Regions from separate parts of the Mus musculus genome. Here region 1 is linked to region 2. A link is a loop called in an ENCODE intact Hi-C map of the cell type or tissue named here. Cell type or tissue: left cerebral cortex. All regions are shown on one strand.

Evidence for each region. Hi-C counts contacts between places; a loop is a spot of excess contacts. Peaks named below come from ENCODE experiments on the same cell type or tissue, not always from the same donor. Only the 100,000 strongest peaks of a DNase experiment are listed, where the experiment ranks them.
Region 1: a loop joins it to region 2, with 2.8 times the contacts of the local background. A loop is called at or near these places in 5 of 42 quality-filtered maps.

Annotation. Positions count from the first base shown.
Region 1 is chr15:20,399,453-20,407,452 of GRCm38, forward strand. No RefSeq gene overlaps it. Among named protein-coding and RNA genes, the nearest start is that of Gm25976, 220 kb to the left of the region's middle. In left cerebral cortex, a CTCF peak has its summit at 4,340 (motif pointing left); a DNase peak (open chromatin) is centred at 4,334.
Region 2 is chr15:19,458,697-19,466,696 of GRCm38, forward strand. No RefSeq gene overlaps it. Among named protein-coding and RNA genes, the nearest start is that of Gm35496, 280 kb to the left of the region's middle. In left cerebral cortex, no CTCF peak of the experiment used is centred here; DNase peaks (open chromatin) are centred at 4,508 and 4,777.

The DNA of each region.
Region 1 (8,000 bases), 940 kb after region 2:
GAGAGAGAGAGAGAGAGAGAGAGAGAGAGAGAGAGAGAGAGAGAGAGAGAGAGAGAATTTCTGGAGAGCAAGATCATCGCTCAGAGGGAATAAAAGTACTTGAAGCCAAGACTTGATGGCTTGAGTTCAATCCTTTTGATGCACTTGATAGAGACAGAGGGCCAACTGACCCTTGCAGGTTGTCCTTGGATCCCTAAATGACACCAAGGCATGCGTGTATGGGAGTGTACTTGAGTGCATGTATGCAATCACACTAGGTAAATGTCTAAAAAAAATAGATGCTACATAAAAAAATAACATCCAGAATTAACAAATTTCACTTATTTTTATACTCCATATTCTATTCACCACACTCCCTGTCCATCCGCTGAATATTCTACATCTCATACCTCCTCCCCACCCCCTTGTCTCCTGTCTCCATGAGGTATTTCTGGCTCCCATCCCACCTGACCTCTAAATTCCCTGGGGCCTCCAGTCTCTTGAGGGTTAGGTACATCATCTCTGAATGAACACTGACCCGGCAGTCCTCTGCTGTATGTGTGTTGGGGGCCTCTTTGGTGGTCCAGTGTTTGAGAGATCTCGAGGGTCCAGATTAATTGAGCCTGCTGGTCCTTCTTCAGGATCACCCTCCTCTTCGGTTTCTTTCTGCCTTTCCCTAATTCAACCACAGGGGTCAGCAGCTTCTGTCCATTGGTTGGGTGCAAATATCTGCATCTGACTCTTTCAGCTGCTTGTTGTGTGTTCTGGAGTGCAGTTATGTTAGTTCCCTTCTTGTGAGTGCTCCATAGCCTCAGTAATAGTGTCAGGCTTGGGACTTCATCTTAAGCTGGAACCCACTTTGGGTTTATTACTGGATCTTCCTTTCCCCAGGCCCCTCTCCATTTCCATCCCTGTAATTCTTTCAGGCAGGAACAATTATGGGTCAGAGTTTTGATTATGTGATGGAAAACCCCTCCTTCATCTGATGCCTTGTCTTCCTGCTGGAGGTGGGCACTATAAGTTGCCTCTCCCTAATGTCTGGCATTTCATCTAAGGCCCCTGCCTTGGAGTCCTGAAAGTCTCTCATCTCCCAGGTCTCTGATGCATTCTAGAGTGTCCCACCAACCTCCTAACTCCAGAAGTCGGGGGGGATACCCAGGGAGGCCCCACCCACTCAGAGGAGTAGGGGAGGAGACAGAAGAATTATGTGAGAGTGTGACCAGAAGGGGGCAATGGATAGATGTAAAGTGAATAAGTAGAAAATAAAATAAAATTCAAAAAAGAAAATGTTTCTTAGAGATTTCTTTTTCTTTTTTTTTTTTCTTAGAGATTTCTAAAGGAAAGATTTCAGGAGAGCTAAAGAGCTGAGATTCAAATAAACTTTTGCAAAATCTAAGGTCCATCATCACAGCAATTTTATATTGTATCTTATTTCTATTTTCAAGCCACTGTATTCTAGCTGCCATGTATTCAACATGCACCATATTTTATGTCAAAGGTGATGAGGATATTGGAATATCATCTGAATTAAAGTTTAGAAGAAGCAACAACAAGCTCAGTTTAAATCCCCATTGTTGATTAGAATCACATAGATAGAATATCAGGATGGTTGAAATTTTGAAGCAAGTTTGGCTAGAGAGCAATTTAAATTGAATACATACTTGAATCCCTTCCATTTAAACTGACTCTCAGAGGATAAGTACAAGCAACAAACTCAATTTTCTAAGAAAACGGAATGGTTTAAAACTGAGAGGAGCCTTGTTCAAATGTTCTTTCACTAGTTTTCAAGAGTTTAGGTGTATGCTCTTATAATTGTATACATAATTATACATACACATACACATATGCTAGTCAATGTTGGGTCGGGCCTAAGCTGTCCACTTTGAACTTTCAGCTGCTTTGTTTTGTTCTCCCAAGACAGGGTTTCTCTGTGTAGCCCTGGCTGTCCTGGAACTCACTCTGTAAACCAGGCTGGCCTCGAACTCAGAAATCTGCCTGCCTCTGCCTCCCGAGTGCTGGGATTAAAGGCGTGGGCCACCACTGCCCGGCTACAAAATCAGTTTCTTATTTTGAATATGTGGCAGATCATTCATGACCATTGAGCCTAAACTGAGATTTAATTTACATTTTAATTACTTAAAGAAAGCTCTATATTTTGTAAATCAATACACTGGGAGAAAAGAAGAACAGATAGAAGAGTTAAGAGGCAGTGTATGTACATCAATGTATGGACACAAGAGAATGGCAGGAAAGAAGAAGAAAAGCAGATGGTTTTAGGGAAATTATGACATACTTTATAGGCTTTCTGGTTAATTGTTAATGGAGTATTGAAAAGAATAGAAGAAATAGTTGAGTAAAGTTCTTTGTAGCAGTGACTCGGGATCCCTTGCTTAAAACAAGACAGACTTTCTCTGAGAACTACAAACCTTTTCTCAAAACATAAACTGTGGCGTTTATATAGTACTTCCAAATGGAGGTAGCACCAAGACACTTGCAGGTACATGCACTATGTTACAAGAAAATATGTATTCTAAAGAGACAAATTATCTTTGCCAGGATATTCATATGCTTTAAAGTAAGTGTGTTCATGAGATACTTAAGGAATCTTCCAGAGGACAAACTAAGGAACTGACGTTTCCAAAGAAGCTGAGTCTGAATTAGACATACTGTATGCTCTTCAAACTCAACTGGGTACAATTTTATGTATGCATAAATGTGAAATGCTATGGGAAAGGAGAAAAAGTTATCTTGGTAGACCTCAGTCCCTTTGATAGGAATTTACTTTCCACATGTAAAACTCTATGAAAAACTCTATGAATATTTTGAGTAATCATGACATTATAATGTTTGTCAAAGTATAATAAACTATATCTTCCTATAATCCTAAACACGGAATGCTTAAAAAAATAAAGAATGAACAATGTACAGATTTCCCTACACTACCTACCTGTTTACTATTTTATCAATAATTATAGTAAATGTACTATTTATGACTTTCTTTTGTGATCATAAACGTGCATAGACATTTTCTTCTTGGGAAGTACACTCAGGTTACCTTAAATCTGGGTTAGCTGAGCTTTGATCATCTATATTTGGTTTAAAACATTTTTTAATGTTCTTTGTAAGAGCAGCTGTGTTTTCTGTCAACATAGCCTTTATTTAAGCCCTGAACATTTCACTTTGTAGAGTCTGATAGAGCAGGACGATGCTAACAAAATAAACGTGCCCAGTATGTTAGTACATATCAGCAAACCAGATTACGAACATTCCAAAAACCCCAAGAAACAATAGGAAGACAATTTTTGAGCATACGGAGTCACAGAATCTGTCATGAAGGAGGAACATAGATGCTTTTCAAGTGCTTGGGATTTTATGAGGTCTCAAGGGCTCAGACACTTTCTGAAGAAGGTCGAAGTCACAGTTTTTCACACATGCAAAGGACACTGTCAAGCTCTAACAATAATAGATTACTATAATAGATTAGGTTACACACATAAGACACAAAACCAAGATATTATCACAAATGTTTTAAGAAATAATGTGTCTGGCCAGAATTTATTCAGAAAATAAAAATGGGCATGGAAGGGTGTGTGTGTGTGTGTGTGTGTGTATGTGTGTATTTGTGTGTGCGTGTGTGCATGCACGTGTGTACATGTGCATGTGTATGTGTGTGAAGTCACCTGCATTCTTATCCAACTTTCACACTAATAAAAGACTTTCTTATAATTAATTTTATTTTTCCCATAGTCTCCCTTTTGCTTATTATCTTCACTTTATTTTCCATTTACTTAGTACATAAGTTCATTAATTCCCATATTATTGTTTTTCTTTCTCTCTGTAAATTTGAAATTCTCTCTGTATAATTCAGATTGAATTATCAGAGCAGGAGGAATTTCATTTTTAAATCACCTTGTTTAGTACATAAATACTGACTATCCAATTTGCCATGCCTAGCCACTTATATAAATTAAGAATGGTGTTATTCCAAGCTAGAAACTTTTGCTGACTCAAGGAAACTAATATAAATATATATATATATATATATATTTAGTGAGTCTACAATACAAAATTAAACTTACCTTCACAGGATAATATGAGCAGTCAAACTTAATGTCCGAGGTTTGGAAATGAGATGTGCCTGGGAGAATGTTCTAGACAAAGTAAATTTATCAAACCACTGAGCTAGAAATAAAGCCTTAAATGTGCTTTCATTGTAAAAATAATCATATCATTTAAAGTCTAGTTATAGATTATTGCATTGCATGTTTTGAATGGTTGGTAATTATTAATTTTTTCTACTAGAATAAATGATTTTTTTTTTCATGTTCCCTTATTGGATTCTGTTCCGAGTGCTGTTGCCCTCTGGTGGTCACTTTAAAAATGTCTTATTAGAAAGATACATTGTATAATTAATTCTCCAAGTATCATCTAATCACGAACGTATCTCAAACTATTACTTACATGAGCTGTGACTTTTACTTATAATTTCAGTTCTATTTTAGTTGTATTTTCACAAAAAAAACATAATTTGGATTTTGTATAGTAAATATGGAAAGAATTGTCACCATTAAGCTTACAATTTGGAATTATCATTGATACTTGCGTATACCTATTTACCTAGAAAAATAGTGTCAGTGGCATTATAACCAGACTGTGTGATCATAAATAAAGCAAATTCTTACTGGCGTAGCTTGGACATACTGGATGTCCAAAGCTTACAAGTAAGCACCAAAGACAACAAGCTTTGTGACCTCAGCATGCATTTCTCTGTTTCTCAATCTGTCCGTGTGCTTATACTCTTGTGTCCTGATGACACTTATCAAGGACTTCCTTAGCTACAAGGTGTCCTCGAGGTCAAAATATATTTATCTTCAATAGTTCCCTAGTTTGTTTTACTATTGCTGTAATGAAACACCCGGACCAAAAGCCAAATGCTGAGGGAAGGGGTTATTTGACCTACAGTTCCACTTTGTTATTCATCATTCATGGAAGTCATAAGAGGAACTCAAGCAGGGCAGGAACCTGGAGGCATGGCCTGATGGAAATGCCATGGAGGAGTGCTGCTTACTGACTTGATCTTTATGGATTGTTCATCCTGCTTTCTTATAGAACCCAAAACCACCAGCCCAGGCTGATACCACCCACAATAGCAGAGACTTCCCATATGGATCACTAATTAAGAAAACGCCCTATGTATAGGCTTTCTTACAGTCCATCCTTTTGGAGATGATTTCCCACATAAGGAAGCTTCTTCTCTGATGACTCAAGATTGTGTCAACTTAACATAAAAGTAGCCACCATAATTAACCACTTTAAAGTTGACACACAAACATATCAATATTAAGCCACAACTTTCCAACAGTCTCACAAATCTAAACACTTTTAAAATTCAGTCTCTTTAAAAACTCCAAATTTTTGTTGTTGGTGTTGTCTTTTAATTGAAAGTTTCCGGAACCACAAGCTCCTATATAGTCAACAATCAGATAAATACTTTCCTATTTCAAAAACGAATAACTAGGGCACAGTCATCATACACTTAAAGAAAATCCAAAGTTTAATTATATAAATAACGAATGATCAGTGTCTGGGATCTACTCAGGATCTTCGCTTTACCAAAGGGCTTGTATGACCTCTCTATATACACTTCTATAGCACACAGATCTTGTCTTCTAGACTCAACTTTCTTAACTCCATGGCTGCTGCTTTTCTTGAAGGTCATCCCATCTCTAAATTGCTGGGTATTTTGTTACAACTGACCTGTAATTTCATCAATAGCTTTTTGTGGGTTCTCTTTAGGAACTCCAATCCTGCCATACAGGGCAGCTACTTCACATAGCCCTTTCATGGCTTCAAAACTAATACATGGGTGACGCTTACACTTCCAGCCCAAGGTAAAAACTTAGCCATCTCTGAAACATAGCTTCTGTGAGCTGACCCTGAGGAGACACTTCCCAGAATATTTCATCTCAATGATGCCAGTTTCTCCTGAAAAAAAGCTGACCTTCAATCCCACTTGACTAACATGGGATATCCCAACTAAGCAAAAGTTTGTCTTTAGTGGTTCTAGTCTCCCGTTAATCAAAGCAAATCGCCCATTTCCTACTGACCAGACACCACAGACTCTTCACACAAATGGCCTAGTTGAGTCTTTGCATCCCTCTACAACTTCAGAAGCCAGGCTTCCACCATCTGTACTTCTCTGAAAATTCTTATCTGCCAAATTCCTACAGAACAGCATTCTGAGTTTTAAACACTGAATGATATTTTAGGGCAAAGTTCCAATGTCCTGCCACAATCCTCCCCAAAGCACGGTCAGATTTGTCACAGCAATGGTCCTGGTACCGATTTGTCTCCTAATTAGGGCTATGATTGTTCTGATAAAATGCTATGACCAAACTCAAGTTGATGAGGAAAAGGCTTTATTTGCTATAAGCTTCTACACCACTGTTCATCACTGAAGGAAGTCAAGACAGGAACTCGAGCAGGACAGGAGCTGGAGGCTAAAACAAATGCAAAAGCTGCGGTGGTGTTGCGTATTGGTTCTCTCTCTCTCTCTCTCTCTCTCTCTCTCTCTCTCTCTCTCTCTCTCTCTCGCTTACTTTCTTAGATATTTACTTTATTTACATTTCAAATATTATACACCTTCCTGGTTTCCCCTCTGAATACCCTCTATCCCTACCCCCTCTCCGTGCTCACCAACACATCATCTCTGGGTTCCTAGTCCTGGCATTCCCCTACGCTGGGCCAAAGAGCCTTCACAGGTCCAAGGGCCTCTCCTCCCATTGATGACCAACCAGGTCATGCTCTGTTACATATGTGACTGGAACCATGTGTACCCTTTCGTTGGTGGTTTAGTCCCTGAGAGCTCTAGGGGTACTGGTTGTTTGATATTGTTGTTCTTCCTATGGGGTTGTAAAACCCTTCAGCTTCTTGGGTCCTTTCTCTAGCTCCTCCATTGGGGACCCTGTACCCAGTTCAATGGTTGGATGAGAGTATTCAACTCTGTATTTGTCAGGCACTGTCTCTCAGGAGACAGCTATATCAGGCTGCTGTCAGCAAACACTCGTTGGCATCTACAATACTGTCTGGGTTTAGTTACTGTAGATGGGATGGATCCTCAAGTGGGACAGTCTCTGGATGGCCTTTCCTTCTGTCTCTTCTCCATGCTTTGTCTCTCTATCTCCTCCCATGGGTATTTTGTTTCCCCTTCTAAGAAGGACTGAAGTATTCACACTTTGGTCTTCTTGTGCTTCATGTGGTCTGTGAATTGTATCGTGAGTAGTCCGAGGTTCTGGGTTAATATTCACATATCAGTGAGTGCATGCAATGTGTGTTCTTTTGTGACTGGGTTACCTCACTCAGGATGATATTTTCTAGTTCCATCCATAAGCCTAAGAATTTCATGAAGTCACTGTTTTTAATAGCTGAGTAATAATCCACTGTGTAAATGTATCACATTTTCTGTATCCATTCCACTGTTGAAGGACATCTGGGTTATTTCCGGCTTCTGGCAATGGTAAATAAGGCTGCTATGTACAGAGTGGAGCATTGCTTAGCTTTCTTTCTTGTAGGAACAAGAACCAGCACTATTACAATTGACTGAGCTCTCTCCAACTCAGTACTAATTATGAAAATACTTGGAAGGCTTTCCTCTAGCTCTTGAACTATTCTTAGGTCTTGGTGGAAACTGAGTGGTTAACAATGGTCCACCAGAGCTTCCCATCAGAAGCAGAGATTATATCACACACTTAGCCATAAAGTAATACATGCGCAGGAGGAAATTATTAACACATGTGGGGGATGTGGACTGTGCCAGGAAACTAGGTAAGGTTGAGTGAATTCAGAAACCCCAACACCTCGTACATGATGATGATAGTTTTTCACTTACATCTGATAAGATTCCCAGCCTGGAACACATAACCACTGTTCCCCACATAAGGAACGTGACCACTGGTCACATAATATGGAACACAGAGTTCTCCATGCTAACAAGGTATTTAGATACGTCCTGGGGAGTTATT
Region 2 (8,000 bases):
AGCAGCATGCCACAATATGAAGAAGCAGGTCAGGGAACCAAGCAGCCCAAGTAAGATGATAACATAGAATGAGGCTAGAGTAAGAGTTAATAAATATCAAAAAAAGGGCTCATGTCTGCATTATAGCAAGGATTGGCAATTGACCCCTGACCTTTAACAAACAAAGGGACAGTGTACTTCAACTAAAACTCTGCCTCTGGCTGCATCCCTATGTAATAAGCTCAAAACAATAAATGGATAGCTGAATTCTAGAACTTCAGTGGTTAAACATTTTAGAATTTAACCCTTCATATTGAATACAGCAAAAAGAATGCTAGACAGTGGTGCCAGGGACTGGAGCAGAAGAGCTGTAAAATCCTCAGCCGTATGTTACAGATGCAATTGTGACAGACTTCAGAAATCATAGAAGAAATTATTATAGATATAAACTTTTATTTTGGAAGATATTGTTTCAGTTATCTTAAAAGTCCATGTGAGAACTAAAGCCTGACCAAGATTCATTGCTCAGTAAGAAGAGATGAAAGCAAACATTCAAACTGAAAATTCGTTACTTACAGAATTCAGGTTTAGCGTAGAAGGCATCATTTCTCAAAACAGGTATTGGTGGATTGATGGTTTATATTGTTTGAATGATATTTTATATTGTTTGAATGTTGAATTTTCTTCAGAAAATAACAAAAATGAATATCCTAATGTAGTTTATAAAATGCAAAATTATATTTAGAAAATCAAAATGAGCAGGATCTAAACACAGGGAGATCTATTTAGTTATTATAGATAAACAGAAATAATACTTAGATAATCAAAAGGCAAAGTCAAGGGTTCAGTTGAGAGAGGTTCAGAACAGAGACTATAAAATAAAATATCTACAGAAATATGAACTATGACTGATACCAGGGCTCAGTAGTGTAGAGTGCTTCCTGCCTTTCCAGAGAATTTGAGTTCAGTTCACAGAATCAATGTCAACTAATACTGTCTGTAACTCCAGTTCTAAAATATGGGATATCTTCTTCTGCCCTGCTTCAGATACCTGCATTCAGGAACCGTCTTAGTCGGGGTTTCCATTCCTGCACCATGACCAAGAAGCAAGTTGGAGAGGAAAGGGTTTATTCATCTTACACTTCCCCAATGCTGTTCATCACCAAAGGAAGTCAGGACTGGAACTCAAGCAGGTCAGGAAGCAGGAGCTGATGCAGAGGCCATAGAGGGATGTTCTTTACTGGCTTGCTTCCCCTGGCTTGCTCAGTTTGCTTTCTTATAGAACCCAGGACTACCAGCCCAGGGATGGCACCACCTACAATAGGCCCTCCCACCCTTGATCAGTAATTGAGAAAGTGCCTTACAATTGAATCTCATGAAAGCATTTCCTCAAGGGAAGATCCTTTTTTTTTTTTTTTTTTTTTTTGTAATAACCCCAGCTTATGTAAAGTTGACACAAAAAAGCAGACCATACAGGCACTATAAATTCACACATGTGTTAGCATGCAAGAGTTAAACTACTTTAAATGTCACTAGCTTGCTACCACAAGTCATTGGCTCAGTTTATCATGTTTGTGTTTGTTTCAATTTGAATGTGGAGTTCTTTTGAGAGAATAGTATCATGATATAGAAAATTAAGGATCTCACTGTTGTTTTCTGTTGACATTCATAGGCTTTTGCCGTAAATGTAACTGCATAATCTGATTTCAACATACTGTTAATCTATAGGAAACTAGGAATCCATATGTGTGCAGACAGTCTTTAAGATCTGTAACCAGCAAGGCCAACCCTATTTGTATACTCTCTTCCACTGCCCATTCTTAAATGATGTACAATTATAACATCTACTGTTTGTTTAGGTGAAGAAAACAGCGACATTTCATGTGAATTTATTTAAATATACTTGTACTCATGCAAACTTTTCCTGACATACCTAAATAAAGTCCATATAACTGTTCACTACTGGAACTTCATCACAAGAATTAGTAATTGCCATAGATTAAATTTCCAACACTAAACACACCAGAAAACAGAAAACATCTAGGAATTTGCAAGTGGGAGGGAAGAAATTAGAATAGTTGAGGGGGAAAGAAGTGGAATGATGTAATGTTATCTTAATTTTTAAAATTTAAACATTAGAAAATTTATTTTACTTCTCATCTCTGGGTCTTGGGTGATAAACTAAAGCTCTAACCAAAAGTTTGTTCTCTGCTTGTTAGTCATTGTCTTGGTTAGGTGACTGGACTCTTTTCCCACATAATTTGCAGAAATGTTTCTCACTGCTATCTTTGCTTTGGGATCTTTAAATTTCTCACATATGACAATTATGCATTTTACTTAAGATTGTTTAAACATAAGGAGCCAAAAGTGTTCTCATTTGGTTCTTGGGACTTCTAAAAGAATGGTACTCGAATACCCTGATTTCACTCATTTTGATTTATATTTGATTTTTGTTGTTGGAGAATTTTATGCATACATAAAATGTGCTATGATCAACTTTATGCCTGCCTTTCCTCCTCTCCAATTCTTTTCGGATTTCCCACAGCACAGAGCCCATCAGTGCTGCTCTGGTACTCACAGGTGTAGGATAATCTACTAAGCCATGGGTATCTTCCAACTGAAGCTGACTCTCCTCTCCTTCCAGGAGCCCTCAATTGCCAATTATTTCTCAGAGAGTGGTAGGACTTCAGAACTTCTCCCTTTGTTCATGCTGGTATCATAGCAATTTTAATCTTGTGAAAAGCTGAGCATATGTAATATCACATGCAAATTGCCTTGTCATGTCCAGCAAACATTGTTTTGGCCTCAATAACCACTACTTCTGGCTTTTACTTTCTTTACTTTCCCCTCTTTCTGTTGATTTCTAAGCCTTTGGACTGAAGAGTGTGATATAGATGTCCCAGCTAGAGTTGATCCCTGCATGTTATTCAGATGTAGATCTGCTGCAAAAAGTAGTTTCCTTGATGAGACTTGAGAGATGTACTAATCTATGGATGAAAAGAAAAGAATTTAGAGGAAAGTTTATTGTTGTTTCCATGTAGCTGAATACTTGGTTCTCTCATGGGTACTCTAACCTAACCAGTCACATGTTCTTTGCCCAGTTAACAATACCAATCATAAGTTTCATCACATAGAACTAGCTTTAAATATAATTAGAGAGTGGCTTGTTACCCATGAATACTCGTTTCTCTTACATTACTGGAAAAAAAAACATTCATGGGGCATGCATTATTATAGCTGACAAATTTCAAAGTTCCGTGACACATTTGAGAACTAACCTATCTTTAAGTAGGACTCACAGAACATTCCATAAGTATGAAAGCTAGCCATAAAGGATAAACATTACTAGTTGTACTGGCTTGATTTCTCAATGTCATTGACTTAACAATTTCATGTATTTAACAATCTAGAACAATGACAATAACCTGTAATATTTGAGAATATCCTGGTAACCTTACTGATCAATATCTTAAAGAATCATAACTCATAGCTGGCTCTGAGATTTTTTGTATCATAGCCTCTGTTCATTATTCCCCACTGTATGGGAATTCAATTCAAACTTCTTTATATGTATATATGTATATGTATTTAAACTTCTTAATAATTCTTTAAGCATTTCTACTACCCTAGGAAGAAATACTTGCTATTCATATACAGTATTTTCTGATTTTCTTGCAAATTAGCTTAATTTACTCTGTATTGATTTAATGCATGTTTTTACCCTTTGAAAAGTAGCTTCAAAACTAAAGCAAATGATCAATTCCAAAAGGATTAAAACATTGATTGTGGAAAAGCTCTGTTAACTAAGGTCAAAGACTACCATTTTCCAGATAGCCATCTAGGGCTTGGAGTTATATGGCGGACTCCCTTTATTGGTCGGGCTTCTCCTCCTCTGACCTTGTCTGAGGAGTTCAAGCCCCCACACCTCTACTACAGAATGTCATACAAGCTTAGTTAAGATTACCAATTCAACTTCCTCTCTTTTCTTTTAATTTAATTTAATATTATACTTACTCAATTTACATCCTGCTCACTGCCTCCCTTTTGGACACTCTTACCACAATCCTTCCCCCATCCTCACTCCCTTTCTACACTGAGTTGGGCCCCTTTCCCTATACCTCCACACTTGGCACTTTATGTCCCTGTAGTAATAGGTGCTTCTTTTCCCACTGAGGCCAGACAAGGCAGCCCAGCTAGAAGAATATATCCCACATACAGGTAACAGTTTTTGGGATGGCCACCTCTCAGTTTTTAGGGACCCACATGAAGACCAAGTTGCACATATGCTGCATATATCTGGGGAAGCTTTGGCCCAGCCAGTGTATGTTCCTTGGTTGGTGGATCAGAATCTGAGAGAGCCAAGGGTCCAGGTTAGTTGATTCTGTTGGTCTCCCTGTGGAATTCCTGTTCCTTTTGGGTCCTGCAATCTTTCCTCCTATTCTTTCATAAGAGTCCCTAAGAGCCACCCACTGTTTGGATGTGGGTGTCTGTGTCTGTCTGAGTCAGCTTCTGGGTCGAGCCTCTCAGTGGACAACATGTTCCTGTCTGCAAGCATAACACAATGCCATTTATAGTGTCAGGGATTGGTGCTTGTCCATGAGATGGGTCCCAAGTTGGGCTGGTTATTGACTGATAATTCTCTCCATCTCTGTTCCATCCCCTGTGCCTGTACTTCTTGCAGACAGGATACATTTTGGGTTGAAAGTTTAGTGGGTAGGTTGGTGTCTCTTTTGCTCTACTGTGGTGCCTGCTTGGCTACAGGAAGTGGCTTCTTCAGGTTTCATATCCCCAGTGATGTGAGTCACATAAGAACCCATTCAGCTAACAGCTGAGATTCCCGAAATGCTTCTCCATGCTAATGAGGTATAAAATATCATAAGCCAACGACTCTCCCTTTCTGCGCATTCCTTATTTTAAGAATAATCCCGGATTCATCCCAAAGAAAGGATTAGCTCAGAGAGTTACTTCATTAAAGATTGCCTCCAGGAAAGCCTTCCCTTAAAAGAGTGGTGGCCAAATTTTCCAGATAAACTTTTTCCTCCTGCCCCTCCAGTACTCAGTACTACCTCCCAATCAGACCAGATCCACTTGTCCCAGGATCTGCTTTTCTCTCTCTGCCTGGCATACAGATGCCTGGAGGGGAAAAGTGGATTACAGATGGTTCCTGACTTCCTCTCCCAGCAGCAAACCTGCAGTACCTGGGTACCCAGAGAGGAATGTTGGGGCAGGCCTGCGGCTCTTATGTGCGGGTTCAAGCCTGGGAGGCATCTCGGAACTGGAAGAGAAGAGGGAATCTAGGCAGGTAGAGAAATAATGGAACCAAAACAAGCTAGTCTGCTCAAGGTTCAAATTTTTATTGAAGGATACACTTTATAAAGGAGAGGGGAAAGCCCATTCCCACCAAATCATCCTTTGAGCCCAGCTGCAGGTGACCACATATAGGATCTGATGTAGACTCGGGAACAGCTAGGCCAACTCCCAGCAGGGAGCAGCAGTGTTAGTGGCAGAACAATAGAGTGATCCAGGAAGGCAGGCTCCACCCTAGGTGATCTCCTTAGTGGTAAGCAAAGTCAAGGTCTGGCTCAGCCTGCTTCAGGCTTCTGGGAAGCTACAGAGGAAGACTGGAAGCCAGAGCATTTGTCCCAGAACCTGCTGCTTCCCCTTTTGGTCCAGATGTAGCAGCATCTGACACCCATCTGGACTCTCTGTTCAGGAGTTTGCCCTGCCTTCTCTAGGTTGGCTTGCATTCTGTGCCTGGGCACCCCTGGCAGAGAGACTGACCATGGCATGAAAATTGGTAAGAGTCAACTCCCCTCTCCAAATATTCCTGTGTTTATTATCAGTAGATGAATAGATGATTAACTAATAGATGAGGCGGTGGGGTTTGAGATGTCTTTTTTTTTCCCTGATTTTTTTTATTAGATATTTTCTTTATTTACATTTCAAATGTTATCCCCTTTCCTAGTTTCCCCTCCGAAAATCCCCTATCCTCTCCCTCCTCCCTCTGCTCCCCAACCCACCCACTACTGTTTCTTGGCCCTGACATTCCCCTATACTGGGGTATAGAACTTTCACAGACCAAGGGCTTCTCCTCCCATTGATGACCAACGAGGCCGTCCTCTGCTACATATGCAGCTAGAGCCACGAGTCCCTCCATGTGTTTTCTTTGATTTGTGGTTTAGTCCCAGGGAGCTCTGGGGGGTACTGGTTAGTTCATATTGTTGTTCCTCCTATCGGGCTGCAAACCCCCTCAGCTCCTTGGGCACTATCTCTAGCTCCTTCACTGGGGACCCTGTGCTCTGTCCAATGCATCACTGTGAGCATCCACTTCTGTATTAGTCAGGCACTGGCAGAGCCCCTCAGGAGACAGCTATATCAGTCTCCTGTCAGAAAACTCTTGTTGGCATCTGCAAAAGTGTCTGGGTTTGGTGGTTGTTTATAGGATGAATCCTCAGGTGGGGCAGTCTCTGGATGGTCATTCCTTCAGTCTCTGCTCTGAACTTTATCTCTGTAACTCCTTCCATGGGTATTTTGTTCCCCCTTCTCAGAATGATCAAAGTATCTACACTTTGGTCTTTCTTCTTCTTGAGTTTCATGTGTTTTGCAAATGTTACCTTGGGTATTCTGAGCTTCTGGGTTAGTATCCACTTATCAGTGAGTGCAGATCATGTGTGTTCTTTTGTGATTGGGTTACCTCACTCTTATGATTGGCAATCTGTGAGGGGAAAAGCAACAGGCATAGGTTATGGGAGCCCAGTTCTACCTAAGATCATAATAATGAGGAAAGATGATGGTAAAATTCTGAGGACAAAATTGTGAGATATATGAGGACCATTGGATTATCCAAGCCTTAAAATCCTGCAGATTTTCAAAAGAAGTAAATCTGGGTAGCTTTAGAAAATATAGCATAGAATCTCTTCTATTCGTTTTCTTTTCATTCTGTTCTCTAGCTAGTATAGATGGTCAACTTATGAGAACCTCTGTCAACCCACATTGGATGAGGAAAACAGACCCTATTTACTCCACAGCCTCAGATGCCAGCCTCTCTAAGAAACACTAATACATGAATGCTGTGAGATATTACTACAGATTCCCAAATATATCTTTTCAAAATTCTCTTGGTCAATATGATTTTCCTGAACAATGAAATGTCAGCAACCTCTTGGCCACATAAGAATAAGATATTTGTTGTCCTTCCCTAAATACATACTTTAAAAAGCCGAGTGAGTGTATGAAAATCCCATTCTCACATCACATATATGGAATAGAATGAACTGTGCACATTGAGAACAATGCTGTTCACAAAACTGGGTTTACTTCTCAAACAGACTATGTGCTTAGAAGGTAGAAAACCAAAAGGATTCTTAAATTTAATTTCACAAAGGAATTACTGGAATGCATTGATGATATTTAATGCTAAATGCCAGACTTCTGGCAGGACAAAATTGTGAACTACACTGATATTCATGGAAAATTTTTGACTAAATATATAATGGGAACCCATACTAATGCTTGTATCTTTTTTATTATTGGATATTTTCTTTATTTACATTTCAAATGTTACCCCTTTCTCAGTTTCCACCTCTTCCCTGAAACCCCCTATCCCATCCTCCCTCCCCCTGCTTCTATGAGGAAGTTCTTTGACCCACTCACCCACTCCCATCTCCCCACCTTCAACTCCCCTACCCTGGGATATCTATAGAGCCTTCATAGGACCAAGGACCTCTCCTCCCATTGATGGCTAACAAGGCCATACACTGTTAGATATGCAGCTGGAGCCATGTGTGCTCCTAGGTTGATGGCCTAGTCCCAAGGAACTCTGGAGGGTCTGGTTGTTTGATATTGTTATTCTTCCTATGGGGTTGCAAACCCCATCAACTCCTCCAGTCTTTTCTCTATTGGGGATCCCATACTCAGTCCAATGGTTGGCTGTAAGTATCTGCCTCTGTATTTGTAAAGATCTGGCAGGGCATCTCAGGAGACAGCCATATCAGACTCCTTTTGGTATGCACTTCTAGGGT